Linked DNA regions of Homo sapiens: regions 1, 2 and 4 are each linked to region 3. A link is a loop called in an ENCODE intact Hi-C map of the cell type or tissue named here. Cell type or tissue: mammary epithelial cell. All regions are shown on one strand. Links, peaks and the distances in the headings refer to the core of each region. The heading gives the core; the rest is flanking DNA. Region 1 has its middle 42 kb from the start of TBX19. Region 2 has its middle 8.7 kb from the start of GPR161. Region 3 overlaps GPR161 (G protein-coupled receptor 161). Region 4 has its middle 29 kb from the start of RCSD1.

Region 1 (7,660 bases), core at 974-5,973, 240 kb after region 3:
GTTGTTATTTGTTTGTTTGAGACAGAGTCTTGCTCTGTTGCCTAGGCTGGAGTGCAGCGGCACGATCTTGGCTCGCTGCAACCTCTGCCTGCTGGGTTCAAGCAATTCTCCTGCCTCAGCCTCCCGAGTAGGTGGGATTACAGGCGCTCACCGTCATGCTTGGCTAATTTTTTTGTATTTTTGTAGAGATAGGGTTTCACCATGTTGGTCAGGCTGGTCTCAAACTCCTGACCTCTGGTGATCCACGCGCCTCGGCCTCCCAAATTGCTGCGATTACAGGCATGAACCGCCGGGCCCAGACAGATTATTATTTTTAATAGCTTTATTGATATATAATTTACACAGCCTATTTAAAGGGGAAATTCATTGGACTTTTCTAGTATATTTACAGAGTTGTGTGCCCATAACCATAATCTAATTTTAGAACATTTTTGTCACCCTACAAAGAAAGCTTATACCCATTAATAGTCACTGCCCACTTCCTTCCTACTCACCTCCACCCCCTCCCCTAGGCAGCCACTTATCTCCTTTCTTTCTCTATAGATTTCCCATTCTGGACACTTCATTTGGCTGGAGTCATGTGATGTATGGTCTTTTGTGACTAGCTTCTTTCACTTAGAGGATCCTTGATGCTGTGGCGTATATCAGTACTGCATTCCTTTTTCTGCCAAGTAATATTCCATTGATAAATACAGCCACATCTTTTTTATCCATTCATCAGCTGATGGGCATTTGGGATGTTTCCACTTTTTGAACATTCATGTATGAGTTTTCGTATGGGATAGATACTATCTATCATTTTCCTCGTCTTACAGATGGAGGGAGCCAGCTCAGACAGCGTAGATGGGGTTTTCAGTGTAACACAACTAGTAGGGGCAGAATTCAGACCTACCTGACGATGAAGTTTTTGTTCCCATTCACAACCCAATGTCACCCTGTACTGAGGATTGTCCCAAGCAGGAGCAGTTACGTTACTCAGCTGGCACTTCCCCTTGGTTTCCTGTTACATTTACATCAGATTCCCAGGGCTGCGGTGGCGATTAGGGAAAAGAGTCTGTGTTCACACTTGGGAGGAGGCTGGGCGTAGGGCGTGGGAAAGCGGGAGACAGGGAGATCGTGGAATGAGCAGGGCTTCATGGGCCAGGGACCATCTGGGGCCTAGTGGCAGATTGCTGGTCTTCCAAGGACTGGATAGCATCTCTAGGGCATTTCCAGAAACCTTTTGGGGCAGATTCTGGTGAAAGTCTGAATTTCCTGGAGAAGGAGAATGTGGGTAAGAGCACATTATAATTTGATTAAGAGCAATGTGATCTCAAAATCTAATGAAGCCTGGCAAATATTGATTGGTATTGAGGTGATTGATTTTAGGATAGACATTTAAAAAAGTGCACTTATTGACAACAAAACAAAAATGTGTTGTAGCCAAAGCATTCAGAAATCCAAGACTTAACTTTGCAGTTTTAAAGTTCACAAATGTGATGAAAGGGAGAAGGACTTTGTAATCTTTATAATGATTGATTAGACTTTGAATTGGGAGCCCGTATGTGTAAGTTATGCTACTGTTTGGTCAGCCTGCTGCCAAGTCAGTTACCAGCAAGATGATGCCATAAATTTCTTGCTCTGCAGAGAGGATAAGATATAGGGACCATTGATACTTTCTTGTCAGTGCCTCAGACTGAGGGGCTTCCTGGGATATAGGCATTTCAATTTAAAATTTCAATTTAAATGGAATAAACTTTCCATTAATTTCCATTTATTTCCAATAAAATTTCCATTTCAATTTAAAATGGAGACAGCCTGGATTTTCCCAGGATGAGTTGGTCAACCTGTAACATTGGACGCGTACTTGTGGAGTCCAGAATCCTGCTGTGTTGACCACATGGGGAATGAATATTTTTCTGAAAAGAGATAGGGCAGAGATGAGCAGAGAGAGTAGAAAAGCTAACAGCTGGCCTTAAATTCCTACGGTTGCACTTTTCTTAGCATCTTGTAGGTGGGTCTATTGTTTAGCACAATTATTTACAGAAGGCAAACTGTTATGTAGAGCAGCTAGAAGCATTGGTTGCAGTAAAAGCAGCTGTTTTATTTCATCGTAGACAATCCTGTTTATCTCTCCCAGCCCAATCAAATGTACCCCGCCAAATACTTGGCTATGATCTGAGACCTAGGAAAATAGCATGTGATCTCTGTCTCTCACTTTTTTTTTTGGCATGTGATTTTAAGATTTTCATCTTTAAAGTTATTGTAAAACTCAAGGCCCAGAGCATGGCCCAGAACTAGTGGGAGTTCACAAAACAGATCAAGAATCAGAGTTGGTGAGTCATGCAGGCTCACAGCACTCTGAAACACAGGGATAGGGCTTACTCATCAGTTCAGACATTAGGCGTTCCAAAGGAGGTCCTGGGGGTGTGGTGATGACATTGCCCAGGATCAATTATTTAACTGTTGTTTAAGAGGTAGGAACCTCATCAATGGGTTTACATAGGGAGGAGATAGGAAGTAGAGAAAGCAAAGCGTTCTTCCAGTGCCCTGATCTCTTTCCATGTGGGCTAGTGCCTCATAAGTCCAGAGAGGTTACACTATACGTGGGATAAGGGTAGAATAAGGGCTTGGGGAGCACTTTTTTCTTTCTTTCTTTTTCTTTTTTTTTTTTGAGGCAGCCTGGGCTCTGTCACCCAGGCAGGAGTGCAGTGGTGTGATCTCAGCTCACTGCAACCTCTGCCTCCAGGGTTCAAGTGATTCTCCTGCCTCAGCCTCCCAAGTAGCTGGGATCACAGATGTGCTCTACCATGCCCGGCTAATTTTTTGTATTTTTAGTGGAGACTAAAAATACACCATGGGGTTTCACCATGTTGGCTAGGCTGGTCTCAAACTCCTGACTTCAGGTGATACACCTGCCTTGGCCTCCCACAGTGCTGGGATTACAAGTGTGAGCCAGGCAGCACTTTCTTGAATGTTCTCAGAGTTGTACATAAACCTGAGACATCAGCAACTTCATAAGTAAGGTCTTTGGTATACGCAGAATTTTATATACACTTAGGGTAATTTTTGGGAGGTGAAGAGAAAAAGTGAGGGGAAGGGATCCATAGCTTTTATTAGATTTCCAGTGGGATCCATCATCCCCCCAAAATTAAAATCTACTGCTCTATATGTTCTTCGAATGATATGCTCAGCTCATAACTCTAAGTTTCTATGTAAGTGCTAAGAGCTTATAAATATTCTCCAGCTAGACCTCTTCTCTTGATTCTGGATTCCATGTATACTACACTACCACCTACAGGACATTTCCACTCTGTGTCCTATGGGTGCCTCAATGTCAACACACCTAAAACTCAATAATGGCTTCTCTTTCTATATTACCCATTATAGATGATGGTAGATGAATGACATCACCATTTACCCAGGTACTTAAGTCTCTTTCTTTCATTTGCCACATTTGATTAGCCACTAAGCCTGGTCTCTGCTACCTCAGAAATACTTTTCAATTTAACCCTACCACTTCCTTCTCTCAGTCTCAACTGCTACATCCCTCCTGTAGCCAGAAATGAAAATCACAGTAATAAGCCTTGCACCCCAACTGAGAAAATACTTTAAGTCACAATAGCCTAAAGTTCTAGCAGATTGAGAAATGACCACCTCTTATAACTTACCAAAGTACTGTCTTGCAGAGATACTAATATATAATACCTTAAAATACCTTAGACAGCTGTTCACTTATGTCTAACAAAATAAGTTAGAATTTATTTTGAAATATAGGTGAATCTTTTGTGTATCCAAAGACCAACTTTAGGCTCCTTTGTGAGTTTTGGAGCCAAAGAGAGGAAGCCTGGAATGGAGGCTCCGTTGGCAAAAGGAAATAAGGTTCTAGAAATGCCACTGTGTAAGGGCCTGGGTGAGTAGAGATTTATTTATTTTTTAATTTTATTTTCTAAATGATGAATAATAATTGTACATATGTATGGGGTACACAGTGATGTTTTGATACGTACAAGGTAAAATGATCAAATCAGAATAATCAGTATATTCATCATCTCAGACATTTATCATTCCTTTGCGTTGGGAATGTTCAGTATCCTCTTTTTAGCTATTTGAAACTATATAATACTGTTAACTATAGTCAACAGTGCTCTAGTACTCTAGAACTCCTATCTAATATAACAGTGCCGCAATGAACATCCTTGTACATTTCTCTGGTGAACATACATGAGAGTTTCTGCAGGGTAGATACCTCCAAGTAGAATCCCAGACTTAGAATACGTGTAGCTCAACTTTTGCAGGTATTGTTCAATTGTTCTCTAAACTGGTTGCATCAATTTACAATGTAAGCAGTAATAAATAAGTTTCCAATCTTGCTATCACCCTGTGTTACAAAGCTACATCATGTGTCCCACCACGCCCAACTAATCTTTTTTATTTTTCGTAGAGATGAGGATCTCATGATGTTGACCAGGCTGGTCTCAAACTCCTGGGCTTAAGTAATTCTTTCACCTCGGCCTCCCAAAGTGCTGGGATTACAGATGTGAGCCACCATGTCTGGCAATACACCATACTTTATTTCTCTTTTTGATAGGCGTTCTAAAAATGTATGTATTAGAAGTCCTGTGTTTGTAAGGCAGAAACCCTTAGCAACACCATAAGCAGCAAATACACTTGTAATGTCTCGGATATAAAAGAAACTTAATACAAGTCTCCCTAAATTTGACAATTTTAGAAATATACATGAAATTAGCAACAACTGCTTGTGACATGGAAAGAAACCGTTCTAAAATATTAATACCCCCAAATCCCACCACGTTAAATCTTGATTAGTCATTTTAGAGATAGACTAAATTACTTTTCTAGTTTCTCTATGGAAAATAATATTACAAAAATCACTGTATGAAAAGGCAATCAGAGTATATAGCTAACAAACATTGGTACTAAATGAATGTAATTGTTATGTCATTTCTGGCAACATAGAATCAAGGCACCTCCCAGCCTCTCCTACAGATGTGTGTGCTATTTCCATGCCTTTTCCTGCCTTATGGTGGCTGCTGGCAATTTTGGCATTCCATGGCTTGTAGATGCCGTACTCCAATCTCTGCCTCCATTATCACCTGGTGTTCTCCCTGTGTGTCTGTCTGTTTCCTCTTTTTATAAAGACACTAGTCACTGGATTAAGGCCCATCTTAATCCAGTGTGATCTCATTTTAACTAATTATACCTGCAAATATGTTATTTCCAGAAAGGTCAAATTCTGAGTTTCTGGGTGGATATGAATTTTGAGGGACACTATTCAACCCAGTACAGAGTATAAGCAAACTGTCCGTGTAAATAATTCAGTGTAATCCACTTAAAATGTACCAGGGTAGAAAAGCATCTTCCCAGTTCTGTGCCTCCATGGGGTGATATTTACATTCTTGTTTTTATGCAAAGACCCAAGAGCATACAAATTCTATCCTTCCTCCCTCCCTCACATTTATCCTCTGTAGACATTGAAAGTCCTGTGAAAAAGCTGAAGCCACAAATAATGTGCTCCAATACGGTGTGACTTCCAGGAAGTGCTCTTAAAGGGAGGGTTGAGAACTTCTTAGCCTGGATTCCCTTTGCTTGTTGGCGGAATGCAGATGTAATAATTAGAACTTGAGCAGTTATCTTGAACCATGAGGTAGAAGCCACAATTTGAGAATCAAATTATCTTGAACTATGAGGTAGAAGCCACAAGATAGAAGGACTATGAGTTCACCATACTCTTTGAGTTATCATATCAGCCCTAGACTTCTTACTTCTGGGATTTGTTTTCATAGGACAAAATAACCTTCTATCTTAAAGTAAATTATTTTGGGTTTTGTGTTATTTGCAGCAGTGAAACTATTCCTAAGTTTTACAACTGCTTGTTGTTTTTTAAAAAATTTAAATAATTGTAAATATACTCATTTTATATGCTGGTCTGATTATCATACTATTATTCAAAGTTCTTGGGATCTAATTCTGCAGTTTATTGTGTCTATTGACTCACACTCATGAATGATTTCTTATTGTATATTTGTACTTTTGATGGGTAGCTCATCTTCGTTGGAGGATTTCTCTCTCTGTCTCTGTCTCTCTCATTGCCTGTGATTTGAGTCATGAGTGTTTTTTCAGAATGGCTTATATTTGCTTTCATTCTGTACCTCTGACGTATCACCATTTGTTCTAGCTGCTATTGCTGCATAACTAACCCCCTCAAGTGTAGTGACACAAAACCACCATTTAATTAGCTCATGGAGTCTACTGGACAAAACTTCAAAAAGGGCACAGTAGGGACGGCTGGTCTCTACTCCGTGGTACCTGGGACCCTAGCTGAGAAGAACCAAAGCCTGGGGGCTGAGTCATATAAAGCCTCCTTCACTCACATGTCTGGTGGTTGACACTGAATGTTATCTGGGACCTCAGCTAGAACTGTTGGCTGGAATGCCTACAGCCTACATGTGTCCTCTTGAAGTGACTGGGCTCATGGCATGGGGCTGGGTTCTAACAGTGAGCATCCAGAAGAGAGCCAGAAAAATCTGTCTTACCTTTTATTACCTAGCCTTGGAAGGCATAGGGTATCACTTCTGTCATGGTTGCAGCTCACCCAGATTCAAGGGTGAGGGAAAGTGGACTCCATCTTTTGATAGCAGATATGTCAAAGGGATTTCGTAAGAAGAGCATGTGGCATGGGAAATGTTCTTATGGCCATTTTTGAAAAAAACAAAACAAAACAAAACAATCTACCAGATCAGATCAGGACCAATTTTAATGTTAATTTCTTACCTTGGGGTTTTCTTGTCTCCACATGTTGAACCAGTGCTAAATCCAGTCTCAAGTTCAAGATTTTAAACTATCCACCCCTAAATTTGAGATCTCAGTTTGAGATTTTAAACTATCAAGGAACAATTTTTCTTCCTCCTAGAGCCTAGACAAAAATGGAGAACCTTCCACATAATTCTTCTTGTATCAGTTGGTGGTCTTTCCCAAGGTCAATTGACAATGTAGACATCTGAAGGTCTTGATTTTTGTAACTGCCTCAGTTTTATATTTTTAGGCATCTTTCTCCTTCACTGGCTGAAGCTCCCCAAGGACAGGCCCTGTGTCTCCTTCATCTTTGTATTTCTGGCAACTTACACAAATGCCCATTACATTGTAGAGGCTCAGTGAGTGTTTCTGAACTGAACTAAACTCTCTTTCCTTTATTCTGATATCATGTTTCTGACCTTTACAGAGTATCCAATTATTCCTGCTGACCTCATTATTTTATCTTTTTTTTTTTTTTAAAGAGTTATTTGTTGTTTGAAGACTTTCTGTGATTACTGGAGGTACAGGACCATAGATGTCCAATAAATTAATCATGTTATGAGTTTAGCATTTAGTTGATTCCTTTTATTTGCAATGCAACATGCATAAATATTTCAGTGTAATGCACTTAAAAGGTACCAGGGTAGAAAAGCATCTCCCCAGTACTGGGTCCCCATGGAGTGATGCTTACATTCTTGTTTTTATCCAAATACAAAAGCAAGTACAACTTTCATCTTCCCTCCCACCAATTTATGCTCTATAGACATTGCAAGTCCTGTGAAAAGGCTGTGCTATGCTTAGTCTCAATCCTGACTGAGTGCTATCAGTTATCACTTTAGCAAAGCTGGTGTGACTTGTGGATACA
Region 2 (7,660 bases), core at 1,531-6,530, 63 kb after region 3:
ATTACAGGTGTGACCCACCACACCTGGCAAAACACTCATTTTTTTTTAATCTCACAGTTTAGAGAGAAGTCCAGGCAGGCTCAGTTGGGTTTTCTGCTCATGTGAATGCCAAAATGAAGGTGCTGGCTAATCTGAGCTCTTATATGGAGGCTTTTGCGGGGACTCTGCTTCCAAGCTTGTTCAGGCTGCCAGCAGAATTTAGTTTCTTGCCACTGTGGGATGGAAACCCCCATTTCTTTGCTGGCTGGCAGTGGGGCCACCCTCTGCTCCCAGAGGCTGCCTGCAATTCTTCCTCATGTGGTCCCCTTATCTTCAAAGTCAGCAAAGGCATGTCAAATCCTTCTCATACCCTGACCTTTCTGGCTTCCTCTTAATTCCCCTTTCAGCCAGAGAGAGCTCTTTGTTTTTAAGGATTCATGTGATACATCAGGTCTACATTCCCTGTCGTAAGGTCAACTGTATCAAACAACAAAATCCTAGGAATGATATCTCATTATATTCAAAGGTCCTGGGGATTAGGAAAGGGCATCTTTGTCAAGCTATCTTCCAATTCTGCCACAACAATATAAAGAATTTCAGGGCCAGGCACAATGGATCGTGCCTATAATCCCAGCACTTTGGGAGGCTGAGGTGGGAGGATAATTTGAGCCCAGGAGTTCAAGACCAGCTTAGCCAAAATAGCAAGACCTTGTCTCTAAAGAAAAAGAAAAATCATTTTTAAAGAAGTTTTTAAAAAACAAATTTTTGGGCCGCGTGCGGTGGCTCATGCCTGTAATCCCAGCACTTTGGGAGGCCAAGGTGGGCAGATCACCTGAAGTCAGGTGTTCGAGATCAGCCTGGCCAACATGGCGAAACCCCATCTCTACTAAAAAAAAAAATACAAAAATTAGCTAGGCATGGTGGCTCATGCCTGTAGTCCCAGTTACTTGGGAGGCTGAGGTAGGAGAATTGCTTGAACCCAGGAGATGGAGGTTGCAGTGAGCTGAGATCCTGCCACTGCACTCCAGCCTGGGCAACAGAGTGAGACTCCGGCTCAAAACAAAAATTTCAAGTGAGTTTAGAATATAATATTTTGATGGCACTTTCCTAGTGGGATATGTTCTTAGGACAAAAAGAATCTCAAAAAAAAAACAAAACTCAATCTCACTCAGTTCTCTTATGTCAGTGGTACTCTGGTATTGTTGTCTGAAACAATTAAGATACATAGAAAAAGGCCGGGCGTGGTGGCTCATGCCTGTAATCCCAGCACTTTGGGAGGCCGAGGCAGGCGGATCTTGAGGTCAGGAGATCGAGACCATCCTGGCTAACACAGTGAAACCCCGTCTCTACTAAAAATACAAAAAAAAATTAGCCGGGTGTGGTGGCGGGCACCTGTAGTCTCAGCTACTCCGGAGGCTGAGCCAGGAGAATGGCGTGAACCCAGGCAGCGGAGCTTGCAGTGAGCCGAGATCGTGCAACTGCACTCCAGCCTGGGAGAAAGAGCGAGACTCCGTCTCAAAAAAAGAAAAAAATACACACACACATAGAAAAAAGCAAATAAGTAATTACCTTTATGTTGTGGGACCTGTGATTTTTCGCAAGGAAAAAAATATAAAAGTGTATAGGTAAGTAAAAACCTACCTGCAAAGAATAATTTGCGTTTGCCAACCCTAACCACTCAAAAGGCAAGAAGAAATGAGAACACAGAAGGAGTGAGCACTCCTGTAGCAATGAACACTGCTAGCAAGCAGACGTAGTCTTAAAATACCACTTCTCATTAAGAGGAACTAAGGCTCCTTGCAGAAATGGCTTATTCCAGGTCTGAACTTTATATGCTTTTTTTTAAAAAAAAAAAACAAAACATATAAAATGAATCTGGAATATCTTTGTGTACCAGAAAAGAGATTTCAAAGACCAATGGGGTCATTTTGAAAAGATACAAGAGCTGATCTGAAGGGACAATTTGAACATCAAAAAGAATAAGAAGCCAGGCACAGTGGTTCATGCCTGTAATCCCAGTACTTTGGAAGGCTGAAGTAGAAGAATTGAGGCCAGGAGTTCAAGAGCAGCCTGGGCAATATAGTGAGACCACATCTCTAAAAAAAAGAAGAGTTGCAATGGATTGGAACATACCTGCTAAAGCTTGAATGTTTGAATCCTCCAAAACTCATGTTGAAACTTAATTCCTAATGTAACAGTATTAAGAGGTGAGGCCTTTAAGGGGTGATTGTGCCATAAGGACTCTGCCCGCATGAATGGATTAACTCATTAATGGATTAATGGATTAATAGATTAATAGGTTATCATGGGAGTGGGTTAGTTATAACAAAAATGGGTCTGTTAAAGAAGCCAGGTCTGCAATGGCTCTCTCTCATGCACCCTCCTCATCATGTGATGCCCTGTGCCACCTCAGTACTCTGCAGAGAGCCCCCGCCAGCAAGAATGCCTTCAGCAAGATGCAGCCTCTTGGCCTTGGATGTCCCAGCCTCCATAACTGTAAGAAATCAATTCACTATCTTTATAAGTTACCCAGGCTCAGGTATTAAGTTATAGTAACAGAAAACTGACTAAGATAATATCCACATAGAAAAATCTTTGAGTTTATAGTTGAAAAAATTGGTCACCATTGGTGATTGCTAGGCAACCAATTCATTCCTCTGAAAAATTAGTAAATAAAAGGAAGGAATCAAACATTTATTCCACTTTTCCTATACGAATTGCATTCAGTGTGACCAAAGAGTAGTTAGGGAAAGTTCTTTTTAATAGAAAAATTCCAACAAATAAATGCACAAAGAAGAACAGAATTTTAAAATCACCATTTTGCAACCCTTAATGAAATAACTATTGCAGGCAATGGTGATCAATGTATACTAAAACCATTAAGTGAATAGTTGATGGAGAACCGATCAATCTTAGTATCACACAAGAACGGAATGTAATGGGAAGTATTCAGCACCATCTAGGAAGTATTCTTAAATAAATCTTGCAATGGTGGATGAATGTTGAGCAGAAAAGAAAGTCAAAAAATGTCTATGTTAAACTTTAAGCAACAATTCCTGACTTAGTTGACCACTAGCTAAGAGAATGACCCAATGGAATAGGAGACAGATTGAGAAATGTTACCATCACTTTCCTGCCCACCTTATGATTTCACCCTGAGCAGGCTTTCTCTCCACTATTGTCAGTTTGCTACTGTGCTAATTTTGAGTTGTCTTTTAGCCATTGACGTTGACCAGCAATGGAATCTAAGTCCAGGATACATGGAAAGTATACTGTCATGAAAAACGGAGTTTTTGAAAATGAGTACACTGCAAGCTGGGGAAAATCCTTTTTTTTTTTTTCTGTAAAAACTGAACCACCTGAGAAGGCATAGGTGTACTTATTTTTCTACACACTTAATTTGTTCAGTTTTAGAACTCAAGATCCTTTATTATTGTTAGTGTATTAAATTCATACCTTTCTGTTCTTACTGCCATTGCCTTTTTTTTTAAAATCACGTCATGCATTTGAAGGAGGGATTGTGGTGTAAACATCAGTCCATGGGTTGAGTCCAAAGACCTGGATTCTGATCCTGACTGTGCCCAGGCTTGTTGATGGTTGTGACCCCACAGTGAGATGCGGATTAAGGGTCAGATACTCCAAGGGAAGGGGCTGAAGAGACCAAACTTCCTGTGTGGACGGTCACGGAGTCCTCTGAGAGGGCTAAAGAAACACCCCCAGGCTGGTGCAGGAAGCCTGGGAGATCTTCCCTTTGGACCAGTGGATGGAGTCAGAGATCAGGATGGTTGCAGAGGAAAAGCTTCCCAGGGTGGAGGGGCAGGGGCTGGGAGAATGACCCCAAGGTCATGTAAAGAGAGGTGATGCTGGCTAAACAACTAAGTTTTGAGAGGCAGCGAGGCTCCTTCTAACCCTGGTATCACGGTCAATTTAATTTTATCTGTGCCTTGTGCTTCCTCTAATGAGGAAAGAGAGGAACGAAGGCTGTGCCCAGTTAGCTGTGTCAGTCAAGACAACCAGGAGTAGATTTTAGTCACCTTAAGGTCGAAAACTATGTTTGTTATTTGGAGCTTCTTTTCTTTAGTTCGCTTTATTTTCCCCTGGTTTATTTGAGAATTTTCTTTTGAAACTACCCATGAGACTCATTTCTACTAGGAACGTTAGAAAAGTAAAAAGACATTCTTTTCCTCTCCCCTTAGGCCGGGGAGGCAGAGGGCCCCTAGTGGCCAATGGTGGAACTGCAGCAGCCCAGTCCCAAGACCAGGTGGACCTGGCTGCTGGTTGGTGAACAAGAGCCTCTCAGAGAGCGAAAGGGCCTCCACCGACTCTGACAGCCTCGGTGAGGGGTGGGAAGGGGTGGGAAGGGGTGGGGAAGGACGGGGAGGGGTGGGGAGGGACGGGGAGGGGTGGGGAGGGACGGGGAGGGGTGGGGAGGGGAGGGGCGGGGAAGGGTGGGGGGGTGGGGGGTTTGGGGGAGAGGAAGGGACAGGAAGAAGTGGGAGGAGAAGAGGGAAGTGGGGAGAGAAAAGGACAGAAAAGAGAAGAAAAAAGGAGAAATGCCAATAGAGGCTTCTAAAACATTCAATATTTACTTCTAGCAAATAAATTTACTTCTGGCAAATAAATACTTTTAATAATCTCCAGTACAATGCAGTAATTTCTTTACGCAGAAAAATTAGAATCATTGAAGTATTTTGATATAAACAATAGTATTTTTACAGAAAAATAATACAGGATTACTGAAAAAATTGCTCCAATTTCCGTTTGAATGGTGGCCGTATGTCACACATAAGGTATAGTTTTAACAGAATTTAAAATGTTCCATCCCAGATGGTAATGCTTTTCCATATAATTGCGCTAACAACAAAAAATTAACTATTATCAGTGGGGTGGATGGGTAATGAGGCGTACATTTAAGGTTGAATGAGTAATATTTTCTCTCCTCAGTCCTGTCTGGGTGTCTTGCTGATAACGTTATTTGGAGATAAGATAAAAAGTTTAAATTTAAGCTCTCTTTGGAAAAGGGAATCCACATCAAACAGCTCTCCTGATCCCTGCCCTTTATTCCTCCCTGTTGATAAACCCTACAGTGAAGTGAACCTGTGACTCCCAAACCCTATTACCTATTAGAACTACACGTAGAAGCCGGGTGCGGTGGCTCTCGCCTGTAATCCCAGCACTTTGGAATGCCGAGGCGGGCGGATCACCTGAGCTCAGGAGTTGAAGACCAGCCTGACAATATGGCGAAACTCCGTCCCTACTAAAAATACAAAATTAGCGGGGCATGGTGGCATGCGCCTGTAGTCCCAGCTACTTGGGAGGCTGAGGCAGGAGAATCACTTGAACCTGGGAGGCGGAGGTTGCAGTGAGCCGAGATTGTGCCATTGCACTCCAGCCTGGGCAACAAGAGAGACTCAAAAAATAAAAATAAAAAAACATGTAGAGGCCGGGCGCAGTGGCTCACGCCTGTAATCCCAGCACTTTGCGAGTGCGAGGCCACGACGGGTGGATCACTTGAGGTCAGGAGTTCGAGACCAGCCTGGCCAACATGGTGAAAACCTGTCTCTACTAAAGATACAAAAACTAGTTGGGTGTGGTGGTGGGAGCCTATAATCCTAGCTACTCAGAAGGCTGAGGCAAGAGAATTGCTTGAAACTGGGAGGCTAGAGGTTGCAGTGAGCCGAGATCAAACCACTGCACGTTAGCCTGGGCGACAGAGCGAGACTCAATCTCAAAAAAACCATACCAAACAAAACAACTACATGTAGAGCTTTGAAACTATCCATATTCCTGGTTCTCTTCCAACACCTCTAGATGGATGTTTCCGGAGGTGAATTGTCCTCAGATTAGCATTTGGAACTAGGACGCTGCACTCTCCTACACCGTTAATAAAAGTATATATTTGCATGAACATGACAATTGGCAATATCTATTAAATTACAACAAATATGTACCCTTCGACCCAGAAATTCTAATCCTGGGACTCTATCCCATAGAAATAAAAGCACCAGGGCCGGGCGCGGTGGCTCATGCCTGTAATCCCAGCACTTTGGGAGGCCGAGGCGGGTGGATCACGAGGTCAGGAGATCGAGACCATCCTGGCTAACACGGTGAAACCTCGTCTCTACTAAAAATACAAAAAAAATTAGCTGGGCGTGGTGGCGGGCGCCTGTAGTCCTCAGGAGGCTGAGGCAGGAGAATGGCGCGAACCTGGGAGGCGGAGCTTGCAGTGAGCCGAGATTGCGCCACTGCACTCCAGCCTGGGCTACAGAGCGAGACCCCGTCTCAAAAAACAAAAACAACCAAAAAAATAATAATAAAAATAAAAAAAAAAGAAAGAAAAGCACCAGTACAGAAAAATATATGAGACCTGGCACGGTGGCTCACACCTGTAATCCCAGCACTTTGGGAGGCCAAGGCAGGTGGGTCACTTGAGATCAGGAGTTCGAGACCAGCCTGGGCAACATAGTGAAACCTCATTTCTATCAAAAATACAAAAATTAGCCAGGTGTGGTAGTGCATGCCTGTGGTCCAGCTACTTGGGAGGCTGAGGTGGGAGAATGGCTTGAGCCTGGGAGGTCGAGGCTGCAGTGAGCCGTAAATGTCCATCTATAGAGGAAAGATTGAATAAACTGTAGAATAACCACACAGTAGATTGTATTATTAAACAAGAAAGAGTTGAAGTGATATCAATTGACCTGGAAGGATTTTTACAATGTATATTGTTAAGAAAGTACAGCAATAACTTAAGACATGTCTTTTGTAAGAGTATATAAGTGTATCAAACTATGTATTGTAAGAAATATAGGAAACAAATAATGGCCAATTTCTCAATACTTGTGCTATTGTATGATTGTGTGACCATGAAGAAATGTATGGGAAAATACACACTAGACTCTAATTGTTTCTGTTTATGGGGAGGTGTGGGCACAAAGAGAGGGCAAGGATGTTGTAAGGAAAAGAGTACCAAGACTATAGAAACATAATGATGTGTGTATGAAATAAAAATATGTAAATATGATATATTTACATATAATATATACAATATATAGAATATATTAAAATAATGAGACTGTGACATAGTATAATATAATAGCAATTTAAAATGTGGACTATAAATTCTACCTCATATTGTGGTAAATATGTAAAAATTAAGTGTGCAAATGGAAAGTTCTAGAAGGTGACAAAGACGAGTAAAAATTCATTTCATTTTTTATGATACTAAGAGTAAATTTCTTTTTAGATGTGTTACTTAATACGGAATCTGTAATTATGTAGAGTGTTTTGCTTTCGATTTTTGTCTGAAGAGAAAGGAAAAAAGAAACTGCTGCTCTGGACTCTAGTGGGGAAGCATTACTTCCCTTATATGGTGTAGTGAAAAGAACTCAGATGTTCCAGCCAGATGCTCTTGAGCTTGAGTTTTGATTCTATTACTTGTGATATTAAGTAAGATATTTGACCCCTCTAAGCTCTGGTTTCTCCAGCTCTAAAATAGGGATGGTAATTGTACCTACCTCATCGGTAAAGGGCTTGCTACAGCCCCTGCCATGCAGCAGACTCCTAAGAAAAGTTATCTATTTGTGGTAGATTAATATATTGTGGTGTTTATATATATAGATAGATAGATATTTGTATATATATTTATATATCTATATATCTATATATACATCTATATATCTATATG
Region 3 (7,660 bases), core at 1,524-6,523:
ACTGCTCTAAAAAAATTTTTTTTTAAAGTATTTGTTGGCCAGGCACGGTGGCTCACACCTGTAATCCCAGCACTTTGGGAGGCCGAGGTGGGCAGATCACGAGGTCAGGAGTTCAAGAGCAGCTGACCAACATGGTGAAACCCTGCCTCTACTAAAAATAGAAAAATTAGCCGGGCATGGTGGCATGTGCCTGTAATCCCAGCTACTCAGGAGACTGAGGCAGGAGAATAGCTTGAACCGGGAGGCAGAGATTGCAGTGAGCCGAGATCACGCCATTGCACTCCAGCCTGGGCAACAGAGCGAGACTCCATCTCAAAAAAATAAAAAAAGTATTTGTTAAATGAACTGGGTCCCCCACCCACAGTGATTTTGCAGTTTTGATGGTGTGTATTGCTCAGAAGCAGGGCAAGCCAGACAAGCCGTCAGGAGGCAGCAAAGAGAGAAAACATTCTACAGAGGCAGAATTCACAAGTGCCAGCTGCTTCCAAGATTGGGTGTGTGTCAGAGGACCCCAGAAAGCTCAGCAAACTGGACCGTAGGGCCACCATCCACTTGGAAGATGATTTCAGTGGTAGCAGGTAAGGGGGTCAGGAAAAGGTGGGTTTCGTGCCCCGAGGTGGTTCTGAGTCTCAATGGTAACGATAATCTGCCTCTTGCCCTCTTTGACTTTTGATTATGGGGTAGAAAATACATCTGTAGATGGATAGACAGGGCATAGCTCCCATAAAAACTCTGGGTTAAGAGTGTTTCTTGGGCATGGTGAGAAGTAGGTCATTTAAACAGTTATCTGAATTTAATTGCCTTGGAGGAATTTATGAAAATGCATGGATGAGTATTTGCAGGTGACTCTGGTATGGGCACTCCCCCACCAATTCTGCAGTAATCCACCCCTTTCTGCTCAGTCTCCCTCGCTTTAGCCCATGGGAAGGGAGGTTGACAATAGGGATATGGCTGCAGAAAATGGGAGAAAGGCAGAGGCACCCAACAAAGTCCACAGACCACAAGTCCAAGTACAAATTCACCATTTCCACAGTATACACATACCAAAAACATATTTAATCAGGTAAACAAAAATTCCAAATACATTGTTGCTTATTTATAAATATTGATTTATAATAATCCTAAACTTTTTTTTAACCTTAAAAAAATCATCCAAAGACTTCAAGTTAAATATATTTCAGGATTAGCCAGGGATTTTTGTTTTTCGAGGGTTGGTTTTTAACCACTTCTTCATCCAGCGGTCTATTATGAGAACACAACACAGTCCTCTGTCCCTTAAGCATGCAGGTTCCTTCTACTGCTCTCAGTGTGGTCTTGTCTGCCAGGCCTGTGATTCTCCCTAGGACTGTCTTTTCCTCTGGGAGGACTGACTCACCTGTGATTTGTGGTATTTCAAACTAGTGAAAAAAGGAAAAACAAAAGTGGCATTTGATTCCTAAGCTATTACTACTACCCAGGAAAATGCTTGCTGAGAGAAATGAACATAGCTTTGTGTATTGCATTCTAAAAATAACACCAAAATTGTGCTTTTGTAATCTTGTGCAGATTTGAGTTTGTGCTTTGATGTTTTCAAAGGAATCTTCAAGGTATTGGAAATACTTTGGAATCCAAAGTATTTGTTAGATACTTTCCAGTGAGTCCAGTCACTTTCCTTGGGCCTTCAGTTTTTTTTAGGTCTGGCCAGCAGATATTAATATCTCCCAAGATCCTTGGTTTATAATAGTTCTACATACCTAATAAAGCCCTGCTGGCCTGTTCTGTGATACTGATGACTCTTAACTATACCTCATCTTCCTTGACCTATAAGACTAGCTCCTTGCTTTTCTCATCCCCTTGGCCAAGACTTGGAGTTTGGCTTTGACTCTGGCTTAACTTACTTTGAGACCTCAGACAATTGCCCTGGATTCTGTGTCCCCTCTCCCAACCCACAAGGACAGTATGGCTCTGCTCCTTCTTATAGGCATATATGGCTAATCACAGCCATTCTCCTTTGCCTACAGTGAAGACGGTAATTTCCTCTCTCTCCCACAGGCTCCATCTGGGGTTCTGCATATATTGTGGGTAGCATCCCTGCCCTGCCTCTTAGGGGCTTGGAGGATTAGGGATTCTGTGAACCCAAGAGCCACAGCCAGGCAGTCACTCTGTCACTACAGGACAGAGCTGTCCTCAGCAACCAAGGGCATTTCTCAGGGAGAATGTCCTTTCTGGACTGTAAGGAAGGTCAAGCTGTATTTGTGCTATGATTTGGAACGTTACACCAGGCCCTGGGGATTTGATCATCTTTGATAGTCATTCCGGACAAATTAGAATGATTTTATCTTTGTACAAACAGGCCAGTAGCATAGAGGATAGACTTTTTCTTTTTTTTCTTTTTTTAGGCGGGGTTTCGCTCTTGTTGCCCAGGCTGGAGTGCAATGGCGCGATCTCGGCTCACTGCAACCTCCGCCTCCTGGGTTTAAGTGATTCTCCTGCCTCAGGCTCCTGAGTAGCTGGGATTACAGGCGCCCACCACCACGCGCAACTAATTTTGTATTTTTAGTAGAGACGGGGTTTCTCCATATTGGTCAGGCTGGTCTCGAACTCCTGACCTCAGGTGATCTGCCCATCTCGACCCCCCAAAGTGCTGGGATTACAGGCGTGAGCTACCACGCCCGGCTGAGGATAGACATTTTTAATAGAAAATCTCATTTTGGCTCCCTTAGACTTCTCAAGTTCCAGATGCTACTTAGCCTTTCCTCCCTGCTCTCTATTGCCTGCTCTTCCTCACCACATCCCTGCTTTTCTGAAAGTCCTTCCTTGCTGTGCAACAAATATGACAAAATTCCCAAGGCAAAAACCTTTAACACCTCCCATCTAGGATAACACTTATATTTTCAAGATTCTCACTTCATTATAGAGATCCCTATAAAAAGGAATAATACACCCTCCCCACAGAGATACTGTGAAGAAACACCAGTGGCTCAGCTTCAGCTGCACCCCAGGCATTGTGCTGCATGCTTTCCAAGTATTTCCTCATAGAATCCAGACAGTCACCCTGTGACGGAGGACTCCCTCAATCCTGTGTGTCTCCACATTGAAACAGATGACTAAACTTCCCTTCACAGATGAGGAAACTCATAAGTAGTGACTTGTTTGAAAACACCCATGTAATTGGAAGCACGGGATCTGAACTCATGACTTAACCATACCCACGTCTTCACCATCCTCACTATATCACACTTGCACTGGGGTAAAATGAGATAAAGCATTTGGAAGTACCTAACACAGCACCTAGCACATCATAGGCCCTCAAATGTCAAACAGGTCAGGCCCACAGAAGGCAGTCACATGCCAGCTCACTGCCTCCTCTTTATAGCCACATCATCCTCAGTTCCTTCCAGACAGGACACAGCCAGGGCTCAAGGCTGAACACATGTTGTGAATGTATCTTGTGGTCCATCCAGAGACATGTCTAATCTGCAAGTATCTAAGAGGCATATTGTCGGGATGGAAAATATTCAGGGAAATCTGAAGAGACTAACCATCTGTCATTGTATCAAAGCATTTTTCCTCCGTCTCCTGTCTCAACCCAAATTCCTTAGCCTATCTATTGCAAATATTTAGTCTCATTGGTTGTTCACTTGTTTACAGAAAGACCACATAGTAGCTCCTCAAATAAGAATCAAGGAACATTGGCACTAGATGGCCCTTGTCTTACACTCCTCAACTCTGCTTCTCCAGGAGCAGTGATCTACCTAAGATCACTCAGTGGCAATACCTGTGAACCTGGATGGGGTCATGCATGTAAGCAGGCTAGCCAGGTGGTCCTTGGTCACCAAGGCCGTGGACTACACGATAAGGGCAAAGGAATTCAAAACAAGAGTGCCCAGCCAGAGGCAAACAAGCTCTCAGGTTCATCCTTGGCTCTGCACAGCCACACCGCTGCCACCTAGTGTCTAAGGGCCTGAACTTCAGTCTTGGTGCCTCTGGCCAGGGAAATGGCTGTGTTGAGCTGTGTGTGTGCTCTGTAATGTGGGACTCCCAATGCCTTCTGGGTCAAAACAACCCCAAACCTGGTATCTGTGGCATAGCACAGGGACCCAATAAGGCGGAAATCTCAATGAAAGAGGCAGAGGTGGGCAGCAGTCCTAAATGTGGTCTTGTCAAAACCAGAAGACACAGGACTGAGTTGTTTAAGCTAACGAGTAGCCAAATGTCCCATGTGCCACTGTCCATGTGGTCCCATCAGGAAGGCTGCAGGCCTGCCACTGCATGGCAGTTTACAGCTAAAGAGCCTGGGTTTAGTGGGGGCACTTGGGGTTTCGACCTTCTGCACTAACGGCAGATATCCTCAGAAATGCTCTCAGGAACTTCAAAATGTGTGAAAATTCTCTTTTCCTTCTCCCCCACACCCCCTTCTCTCTTTCTCTCTAGCTGAATAAAGGCAAATTTGAATTCCTGAATATGGAAAATATGGTTCTAGCTGCCAAGCATCCTTCAAGACTTAGCTCAAACTGTCACTTACCTCATGGAGCCATCCCTAACTCCATATTTGGAAATACCCACCTCCCTCTGAAGCCACACTTCTTTCTATAACCACGACTTGACTTTGCTAGTTATTAGAATCGGTATCCACAGGTCCTGCTCCCTAAATCAGAGTGCACACTTTAGTGGTATTGCCTACAGAGCCTAGCCTGGTGCTTCGCATACACTGGATGTGCAGTGTCTGGTAGACGACTAAATGAATTGGACCTCAGTAAAAAAAGGGAAACACAGTGAATCATTTTGTGAAATGCAGTATTTCTAGATTTAGATTAAATTCTATAATAGCCCAGCTAGTGTGGGGTCAGTGGGGGAGTGGGGGGCTGTCTCAGGATTCTTTCCCTAGAGCCCAGTCTAGTACAGTCAGGGGAACATTCTCCAACCCTTGCGTTTCAAAGCCAAGCTGCTGCACTCAAGAATGCCTACACCTAACCAGCAACCCATCCTAGAGATAAAGGTCTCTCTGCCCTGTTCCACCTCTGTGCACACTAGTTGATCAGGAATATGGTCCCTTCAGAAAGTAGACAAGTGCTAGAAAAAAATATATACAGGGAATATATATAGAAAACGTGAACCACACGCAGACGTAGGAATGCCATCCAGTGATGGAAGCAGAGTGTCTGACCTGCACAGGTGAACCTGCCCTCTGCTCCTTCCCACTCCCATCCAGAAGCTAGGCCAGCGCCTGGCATCCAGGTGACCCAGAATAGTTGAGTTCAATCACCACAGGTAGCAAGACTCCAGGCCTCATGAAAGGTCTTTTACAAACTGCAGACCAGGGGACCAGCTAACCATTGGTTTCTGCCACACAACACAAAAACACAACCTCACCAGGAGCTAGCTGGGCCCCAAAGAAAAAACCACAAGGGTAATTCACTTTCTAGAACAGCTGCCTCTCAGCAACCAGCAAGATCTCCTTGGAATCTACCTTCTGCCAACCAAAGCAGAGAAGTCCTGAACTTATTTAGTCATGATGCAGGCCAAGGGCAGACGCAAGAGGAGATCAGTGGCTTCCCAAGTCATCACAGCAATTACTCCAGGACCAAACTTCAACTGCTGTTCCAGCACAAAGGGAGGAGAAGAGAGGTTTAACCATCCCAATCACATTCCTGTGCTTCCCCTTCTGAGATGGTGACCCTGCCCCTCATGCATCTTGGTGGCTGGCATTCTATCCAGATTGTGCTCTAATGGACAGGGCAGACAAAGCCACAGAACCTTGATCTGCCTGCACTTCACATGTGCATGAGCAACCACACTCCAAAGTTATACAAAGGTCGGTCCGTGGGTCTGCTTTTGTGTTTTACCTATCTCTGCTTTACAAATCCTGAGAACACCAAAGGTCAGAGCTGGAAATGATCTTGGAGACCATTCAATCCAACTCCACTCTGTTTTCCCACTTTACAGAGGACCTAGAAAGGTGACAAGATGTCCAAATGACATGTGCACACAAAGACAGAGCTGGGCCAATAACCCAGGTTGCTGGCTGTGGGTCCAGGGCTGCTTCTATCTTATTTATACCAGGCTTGTGATAATAGTAACTGTTGCTCTTGGGAGTGTGCCATGCAGAACTGAGGCCAGCTATTTTCATTGGTCACTCAAACATCACACATAGAATCTATTTAATGAGGCTTTCCCATGTGAACAAATTCCCTTCCATAATAACAGTTTCTCTATTTCCTGGCTGTGCTTGGCACTACAGTCCCATTCAGTCCGGTAAAACAGTGGTACGTCTTAAATGGATTTTTTTTTTAATTCTGGAAATGAAACACCTAGTACCTGCCCTTCCTCTTGTCTTTTATAGTGGTTTCTCCCTTTTGAAATACCAAAGAACTTGTCAGTAGGGAAGTAGGCAGGGTGGGCCAGTCTGCAAGAGGCCTGTGGCTGTCCCTATTAGCACCAGCAGGTGGCGCCACTGAGGACCGCTCCGAAGCGCTCTGCTCCTGGGTGCTTTCTCTGCGGACCAGTCCTAGAACTGAGGGTCCCACACTGCCCGCATCAACCATGTAGAGGCACCAGGACGGTCGCGTGTCATTAGGAAGAAGTGCTGTGTCATCCTTCACAGTACACTGGGGAGGGTTCTCCTCCTGAGGCATCTGGCACAGTGCACGGCTGGACTCCCAGCACACTGTGAAGAGGAGGAAATGATGCATGTGGGGGTCTCCTTCCAAGCCCTTCGTCTCTGGTCCTCCCATGCCCCACCTCCCAAAAAGCCACAGCCACATCTCTAGATTTTTTTTTGGTTTTTTTTTTGCTTTAGATGCTTCTGGTCCCATCACTGGGACCTAAAAGAAGCTCACATGTGGTCTCTGGAAATGCTGAAGCTGTGGACTGTAGACATTATTTTCAGTCCTTGTCCTGGTGGCTGCATACCAGATGCTGCTCCTTCCCTGTGTGTGGCCAGCTGTACACAGTGACATGCTCCCAAGGCCGCGGCACAGGCGGTGATGGGAACTCCTCCCCGGGCCAGCCTCTCAGGCTGCAGCCCCACGGCACCCTGAGGCCCTCATCTCTGCTCGGCAGCTAAAACATCTCCTTCTTCGATGCTCTGCAACTGCAGCCTCTGGCTCACAAGAGTTCTGCTGCCTCGGCGGCCCCCGAAGCCGCCCCCCGGGACAGTCCGTGCTGTAACCAAGACCCCTGGCAAAGCCTCCTCCCCAAATAAGTTGATTTTGGCTTCGGCCTCAATGGCTTTGGCCAAGCTTGCTGCGTAACTGTCCAAGGACTTGTGTACTTCAGCTTTCACATGAAGAATCGAGTTCTTGGCAGCTTCTGAGGGAGAAGGCAGAAAAAAAAGTCAGCTGAGGAGCCAGGCCTGGGGACTACCTTGGGGACAAGCCTGCTGCTGCTCCACCACCCCGGGGAGGGAGACAAACCGCAGTTAAGGGCGTGGGTTTCAAAGTTCCATTCCTAGACCAAAAGCTGACTCCCTGACTTCCTACCTGGGAAATCTTGGAAAAAGTATCTAATCTAGCCTCAGTTTCCTCATCTGTAAAGAGAAGATATTAAGATACCTCTTACTCCAAGAAGTTACTGTGATAACTAAAGGAGATAATTCTTTCTAAGATGTTTGGCCTATGTCTGGCCCATAGAAAAGACTTGATAAATACTTTCTACTAATGCTAATCAACATTTTTACATC
Region 4 (7,660 bases), core at 1,035-6,034, 480 kb before region 3:
GTTTAATTGGACTTACAGTTCCACATGGCTGGGAGGTTGAAATCATGGCGGAGGGTGAAAGACATTTCTTACATGATGGCGGCAAGAGAGGAGAGGAAGAAGCAAAAGCAGAAACCGCTGATAAACCCATCAGATCCATGAGACTTATTCACTATCACGAGAACAGCAAGGGAAAGACCAGCCTCCACGATTCAATTACCTCCCCCTGGTTCCCTCCCACAACATGGGGGAATTCTGGGAGACACAATTCAAATTGAGATTTGGGTGGGGACACAGCCAAACCATATCATTCTGCACCTGGCCCCTCCAAATCTCATGTCCTCACATTTCAAAACCAATCATGCCTTCCCAACAGTCTCCGAAAGTCTTAACTCCTTTCAGCATTAACCCAAAATTCCACAGTCGAAAGTATCATTTGAGACAAGGCAAGTCCCTTCCACCTATGAGCCTGTAAAATCAAAAGCAAGCTAGTTACTTCCTAGATACAATCGGGGTACAGGTATTAGGTAAATACAGCCATTCCAAATGGGAGAAATTGGGCAAAACAAAGGGGTTACAGGGCCCATGCAAGTCTGAAACCCAGTGGGGCAGTCAAATTCTAAAGCTCCAAAATGCTCTGCTTTGACTCCACGTCTCACAACCAGGTCATGCTGATGCAAGAGGTGGGTTCCCATGGTCTTGGGCAGCTTTGCCTCTGTAACAGCCTCCCTTCTGGCTGCTTTCACAGGCTGGCGTTGAGTATCTGCAGTTTTTCCACACACATGGTGCAAGCTGTCAGTGATCTACCATTCTGGGGTCTGGAGGACAGTGGCCCTCTTCTCACAGCTCCACTAAGCAGTGCCCCAGTAGGGACTCTATTTGGGGGCTCCAGCCCCACATTTCCCTTCTGCGCTGCTCTAGCAGAGGCTCTCCATGAGGGCCCTGCCCCTGCAGCAAACTTTTTCCTGGGCATCCAGGCATTTCCGTACATCTTCTGAAATCTAGGCGAAGGTTCCCAAACCTCAATTCTTGACTTCTGTGTACCTGCAAACTCAATACCACATGGAAGCTGCCAAGGCTTAGGGCTTTCACCCTCTGAAGCCACAGCCTGAACTCTATGTTGGTCCCTTTCAGCCATGGCTGGAGCAGCTGGGACACAGGGAACCAAGTCCCTAGGCTGCACACAGCACGGGGACCCTGGGCTTGGCCCACAAAACCACTTTCTCTCCTGGGCCTCCGGACCTGTGATGGGAGGGGCTGCAGTGAAGACCTCTGACATGCCTTGGAGACATTTTCCCCATGGTCGTGGGGATTAACGTTAGGCTCTTGCTACTTATGCAAATTTCTGCAGCTGGCTTAAATTTCTCCTCAGAAAATGGGTTTTTCTTTTCTATTCCATAGTCAGGCTCCAAATTTTCTGAACTTTTATGCTCTGTTTCCCTTTTAAAACTGAATGCCTTTAACAGCACCCAAGTCACCTCTTAAATGCTTTGCTGCTTAGAAATTTCTTCCACCAGATACCCTAAATCATCTCTCTCAAGTTCAAAGTTCCACAAATCTCTAGGGCAGAGGCAAAATGCCACCAGTCTGTTTGCTAAGACATACAAGAGTCACCTTTGCTCCAGTTCCCAAAAAGTTCCTCATCTCCATCTGAGGCCACCTCAGCCTGGATTTTATTTTTCATATTGCTATCAGTATTTTGGGCAAAGCCATTCAACAAGTCTCCAGGAAGTTTCAAGCCTTCCCACATTTTCCTGGCTTCTTCTGAGCCCTCCAAACTGTTTCAACCTCTGCCTGTTACCCAGTTCCAAAGTTGCTTCCACATTTTCCACATTTGCTGAGTATCTTTTCAGCAACGCCCCACTCTACTGGTACCAATTTACTGTATTAGTCCATTTTCATGCTGCTGATGAAGACATACCCAAAACTAGGAAGAAAAAGAGGTTTAATGGATTTACAGTTCCACATGGCTGGGGAGGCCTCAGAATCATGGCAGAGGGCAAAAGTCGCCTTTTACATGGCGGCAGCAAGAGAGAAGAAGAAGAAGCAAAAGCAGAAACCCCTAATAAACCCATCAGATCTTGTGAAACTTATTCACTATCACGAGAATAGCATGAGAAAGACCAGCCCCCATGATTCAATTACCTCCTCCTGGTTCCCTCCCACAACATGTAGGAATTCTGGGAGATAGAATTCAAGTTGAGATTTGGGTGGGGACACAGCCAAACCGTATCAATGCCCAAGTCCCTTATATAAAATGGCATCGGCCGGGCACGGTGGCTCACGCCTGTAATCCCAGCACTTTGGGAGGCCGAGACGGGCGGATCACGAGGTCAGGAGATCGAGACCATCCTGGCTAACACGGTGAAACCCCGTCTCTACTAAAAATACAAAAATTAGCCGGGCATGGTGGCGTGTGCCTGTAGTCCCAGCTACACGGGAGGCTGAGGCAGGAGAATGGCGTGAACCCGGGAGGCGGAGCTTGCAGTGAGTCGAGATCGCGCCACTGCACTCCAGCCTGTGCGACAGAGCGAAACTCCGTCTCAAAAAAAAAAAAAAAAAAAAATGGCATCGTATTTGCATATAATGTACACATATCCTCCCAAATACTTTAAATCACATCTGGACTACCTAATGCAATGCTTACACATCACTTCATTTGCCTGGATTCAATGTAGTACTCAGTGCATGCAAATTCAAGTTTTGCTTTTTGAAACTTTGTGGAATTTTTTTCTCACACAATTTTGATCCGCAGTTGGTTGAATCCACAGATGCACAATTCATAGAATACCAACTATTCCAAGATTACTTCCCTTTAGTTTCTCCTGCAGGTCCTGGTACTTAGTAATTTGCCTCTGGGTGGAGTTCTGCAGATTTAGCAATTTTTCATCATTTCTTCCCAGCATGCTTCAAAGACATAGAAAGCAAAAGCGAAAACAAACAAAAGAAGCAAAAACAAAAGTGTTTCATAGTTTTAAGATTGTTTAAAATGTGCCTTTCTCCAGAGTTCAAAGGTGCGTTGTGCTCCTGACACATGAGGGCACTATTTCTGTAGTTTGTAATATTCATGGTACAGAAAGAATATTCATGTGGGAAGCTAGGTCTGCAGAACCGTGGCTAGGAACATGCAGAGAAAAATGGTTTGCTATGTGTTCTAGGCTCGCCAGGTTTTCCAAGTGTGACATGTCCTAATGTACCCTATGAACAATGCCAGGACTCTCGGGGCTGCAACCTGGCCTTCTGACCACAGGGTTGCTAGCTGGAACTTCCTTGAAATGAGGATGACCTCATCTCATTTAGCTCTGCAGGGATAGAACTAGTGTATTAAAACACCAGCTTTGGAGACTGACTGAGAATGAAAGATGAATGACCTAGAGCAAGCTGCTTAACCTTTTCTTGCTCTAATGATGGAGGTATTGCTGAGCACAGTGGCTCACGCCTGTAATCCCAGCACTTTGAGAGGCCAAGGTGGGCAGACTGCTTGAGCTCAGGAGTTGAGACCAACCTGGGTAACATGGTGAAACACCATCTCTACAAAAAAATATAAAAATTAGCTGGGCATGGTGGCACATACCTGTACTCCCAGCTACTTGGGAGGCTGAGACGGGAGGGTCAACTGAGCCTGGGAGGTCAAGGCTGCAGTGAGCTATGACTGCATTACTGTACTCTAGTCTGGGTGACAGAGTAAAGCCCTGTCTCAAAAAAGAAAAGTAAATAAATAAAAATGGAGGTATTGCCTCACAGATCTGTGAGGAAGATTAAGTGGGGGTAATCTATCTAAAGCGCCTGACACTTAGTTGGAACTCAATAAGGAGACACTAATAGTGTTTGTTACTTAGCAGTGCTGATGTATAGTGATGCTCAGGACAAGTTTAAGCAAGCGAATGAATGAATAGGATGTGTAGAATCACACAGATTTTACCAAACTGAAGAAAACTAACACTTTCGAGCTTTTTTAGTGTTGAATCACTTCAGGGCAAAGTGATCAGCCAGTGTGCGGTAAGCCCTCTAAACTTCTGTTAGCCTTCTTGATTCCTTAACTGAACCGGTGAGAATGCTGAGGTCAGAGGAAAAAAGTGATGTGCCCCAGGCTTCAGAGCTGTTTAGGGGATCGGGATGAGACCCAAGGTCTCCTGAGGCCTAGCACAAAGCTTAACCCATAGGGACCTGCCTGGCTGGGCTGGGAGTTGAGGGGTTAACAGACTGATCCTAGAAAACAAATAGGCTTTTGGCTTGGTTTACCTGTGCTTGCTAGGCATATTGTTACCCAGCAGTGACCCCGTCTGAGTGTGGAAAGAGCTGAACCACAAGAGCATCCCAGCTTGCCCCAGGGCAGCCACCCAGGGTTGACCTCTAATCTGAAGACATCTTTGGGGAGAGCTCTCACACACTTCCCCAAATATACTTCTATGTGCTTCTGTGTGTGTCACAAGAGGCCTTGGGTCACCTCCTTCCTTTGCGCAATGAGATCAAAAGAGCAGTTTCTGCTTCTGCTGTTGCTTCTTTCCTGTTACCACTTTCTTGGACTTTTCGGGGACTGTTGAATTCTTAGGACACAGCCCTGCTCTGGCCCTGGTGGGCTTCCTCTATTAGAAGGCTCCCCAGGGCTTCCTGACTGGAGCAGATGGCCCTCCCTTTCCCGGGTGAAACAGGCTGACCTGGGCAGGCCGGCCCCTCTGCCTTTGATCTGCAGGTGGGAGGCAATAAAAGGCACTTTCCACGTGCCTGCTATAACCATATTTTCCAAATTCAAAAGCAGGACTCAGGAGTCTCTCTGAGCCTACTCTGGTTTGAGAGGCTGCCTGTAAAAATAAATAAATTAAATAACTAAGAGCAGGACTTTACCCACCCCATACATATGTCCTTCTAAGGACTTTGAGACAAAAGATGGGAAATTGGACCATGCCAGGAAACCCAGGATGGCTGGCTGCCATACACAGGCCTCATGGAAAATTCTCTCCTCTGGGGGATGTCTGCCGGAAGTGCCATCTGCTTTTGCCACAGATTCATGGCTGTGAGTGTGGCTCAGGCAATAACCACAGTAGACCCTTGGTTAACTCCTGCTGTGGTTCCGCCAGGAAGCCTGGCATGAACAGTTGTGTCCAGGAAATCTTTTCCCTGATTTCACTAGCTTGTTTTATCTGCCTGACAACCTTACTCCCAGGAAGGCTTTGCAAGGCACTTTCACCTTCAGCTCTTGGAATGAATAAATACAGCTATGATTTTTTAAAAAATATCAGTCCAACAATTTCGGTATGTCCAATAAATATCATAATGACCTGTTTCACGTATCAGGAACTGTGCTGTGCACTGTCAGAGATAAAATGGTGAAAAATGCCATTCTCTTTAATCCTTTTGAGGCCCTGCTGGCATGAAATCGTGTTAGTGCTCAAGGGAAGGTACAATGGCTGAACACATAGTTTCCACCTTTTCACACTCAACTACAGTACAGATTAATCACGGTGTCATAGGAGGGAGCCAGACTTGGCATCAGATCCTGGATTCAAATCTTGCCACCTTCACTTGATGACTGTCTGGTACTGAACAAGGTACTCTTTCAACCTCTTACTCCTCATCTACCAAGAAGGAGGTCATAATTCCTCCTGGCAGTGAGGTTGGGTGAGGAATAAATGCTGGCACATTGTTTATGAGCCTAAGGCATAATAGATGCTGAGAAAAGGTTTATTTCCTTCTTTCCTTAAGGAGCTTAGAGGCTAATAGATAACAACTGGTCCTGCTGTAACTAACACACACTGCTGACTGTCATACAATCTCAACTAGGGGTGTGAAAGCATGCCGAGGTGGCCTTTTGAGGTTTGTTGCATATGCTTGGGGAAAAACGCTCAGATTAGCATTGCCGGGGGCCGTTTCCTGGGCTCCTTCCTGCAGGGCCTGTTTCGGGGCCCTCCACCCAAATCCACTCCGGGAGGAGTAAGTTTCGGGGCCTTTATTACCCACTTGTGATTAGGGATCAGAAGTGGCCAGTCGGGGTGGGTTGGCAGTGACTTGCACCCAAGGGAAGGATGGGAGCCCACAAGAGTGGCAGGGCTCTGGGGAGAGAGGCAGGCTAACCAGTAGAAGTGAATAGGATGTGCTAAAGTATTCCCTTGAGAGTGGAAATACCATACAGAAGACTTGGATATGTGGTTTTCACCCTAAACCAAGCTGAGGAACCAGCACCAAATGCTTAACAAACACACAAACAAAAACAAAAACCCCCCTCTGGGTGGCCCAATGCTGTAGCACTTCACTTTTCATGGGACCTTGCAGCTTACATGCAGCATTCAAAGACATGAGTTTATTTGGGCCTTCCAATATCCGAGCTTGGTAGGTAGGCTAATTTCATCACTTCATTGTACAGAGGAAAAATCTGAGATTCAGAGAAGTTACACAACTTGCCAAGATCACATCTAAGTAGCAGAGTTGTGGCTCTAAGCCACATAATCCAGACTTTTTTTTTTTTTTTTTTTTTTTTGAGATGAAGTCTCGCTCTGTCGCCCAGGCTTTAGTGCAGTGGTACAATCTCAGCTCACTGCAAGCTCCGCCTCCCGGGTTCAAGCAATTCTCCCATCTCAGCCTCCCAAGTAGCTGGGATTACAGGCACCTGCCATCATGCCCGGCTAATTTTTGTAGTTTTAGTAGAGACAAGGTTTCACCATGTTGGCCAGGCTGGTCTTGAACTCCTGACCTCAGGTGATCCGCCTGCCTTGGCCTCCCAAAGTGCTGGGATTACAGGTATGAGCCACCACGCCTGGCCCAGACTTCTTAAAGAAAACATAAATGGCCTATCAATTCATGTAAGAGTGTTCCAAAATTATTATAGTAGTGGCTCCTCTATGTTCTCCCCAATTTTTTTCTCTTTTCTATAGCAACAGAAGTTTTTTTACTGTGTACATGGAAACTCAGATAAAGACTCTATTTCCCAACTTCCCTTGCAGCTACAATTGTTCATGTCATTGTTTGGGACAACATGAGATATAAGTAGAGGTGATATGTGCAATCCTCAAGGCCAGACTCTTAAAAAGAAGTTGCATGTTCTCCTCCATCTTGATGGTAGGGATGCAAGATGTGATGATAGGAGCTGAGCAAGACATTTTGTGGTGTACCAGCTCTGAACCACTCACCTGGAATTTTATGTGAGAGAGATAAACTTAAGTTTAAGCCATTATATTTTGGGTTTATTTGTTACAGAAGCCTAACATTTACTCTAACTAACATGGGTATATGGATCTGATAATAGTCCTTAGGAAAGAAGACTGTGGAACAATCATGAAAAAAGAATAGGAGTTAAAGCCTGCAGGACATGTTACCAGTATGTTCTGCCCTTGCAGAGTCTCCTGAATTCTGTTCCCTGTGTTGGGCCTCATCCTTAGGCACACAGAGGGTGTCCCCTCAAATTCTTATTTCATCAAAATTGAGCCAACAATTGCCCTTTCTCTCAAATTGATTTCAGGTGGCATGACTCAAAGAGCACCAGACTTAAGGTCAGAAGATCTGAAGTCTAATTCCGGCTCGGTTTTTTCTGCCGTTCACAGTTATTTAATCTCTCTGAGCTTAGCTTTCCTCATCTATAAACTGAAGATGATGGTATCTGCCTCCAGGATTATTGTGACAATTGGCTTAGCTCAATGCTTGGCACAAAACAGACACTTCATACTCTCCCTCCTTCCCAGCCCCTCTG

What was found. A loop is a pair of places that touch in the nucleus more often than their neighbours do. Peaks named below come from ENCODE experiments on the same cell type or tissue, not always from the same donor. Only the 100,000 strongest peaks of a DNase experiment are listed, where the experiment ranks them.
Region 1: it touches region 3 in a loop (5-fold over the local background); 20 of 110 quality-filtered maps call a loop at or near these places.
Region 2: a loop joins it to region 3, with 2.0 times the contacts of the local background. A loop is called at or near these places in 48 of 110 quality-filtered maps.
Region 4: it touches region 3 in a loop (3-fold over the local background); 11 of 110 quality-filtered maps call a loop at or near these places.

Annotation. Positions count from the first base shown.
Region 1 is chr1:168,318,823-168,326,482 of GRCh38, forward strand. No RefSeq gene overlaps it. Among named protein-coding and RNA genes, the nearest start is that of TBX19, 42 kb to the left of the region's middle. RefSeq lists an enhancer at 2,169-2,463. In mammary epithelial cell, for the core only: a CTCF peak has its summit at 3,278 (motif pointing left); DNase peaks (open chromatin) are centred at 2,349 and 3,269; H3K27ac peaks cover 297 bases.
Region 2 is chr1:168,141,786-168,149,445 of GRCh38, forward strand. No RefSeq gene overlaps it. Among named protein-coding and RNA genes, the nearest start is that of GPR161, 8.7 kb to the left of the region's middle. In mammary epithelial cell, for the core only: a CTCF peak has its summit at 4,201; a DNase peak (open chromatin) is centred at 4,216.
Region 3 is chr1:168,078,507-168,086,166 of GRCh38, forward strand. It overlaps GPR161 (G protein-coupled receptor 161), which reads right to left. Exons shown (of 6, transcript NM_001375883.1): 6 at 1,036-7,290. The coding sequence ends at 7,025. Among named protein-coding and RNA genes, the nearest start is that of GPR161, 55 kb to the right of the region's middle. RefSeq lists a silencer at 3,785-4,079 and an enhancer at 7,031-7,531. In mammary epithelial cell, for the core only: CTCF peaks have their summits at 3,941 (motif pointing left) and 6,427 (motif pointing right); DNase peaks (open chromatin) are centred at 3,075 and 3,925; H3K27ac peaks cover 1,112 bases.
Region 4 is chr1:167,597,215-167,604,874 of GRCh38, forward strand. No RefSeq gene overlaps it. Among named protein-coding and RNA genes, the nearest start is that of RCSD1, 29 kb to the right of the region's middle. RefSeq lists an enhancer at 4,403-4,552. In mammary epithelial cell, for the core only: a CTCF peak has its summit at 3,026 (motif pointing right); a DNase peak (open chromatin) is centred at 3,157.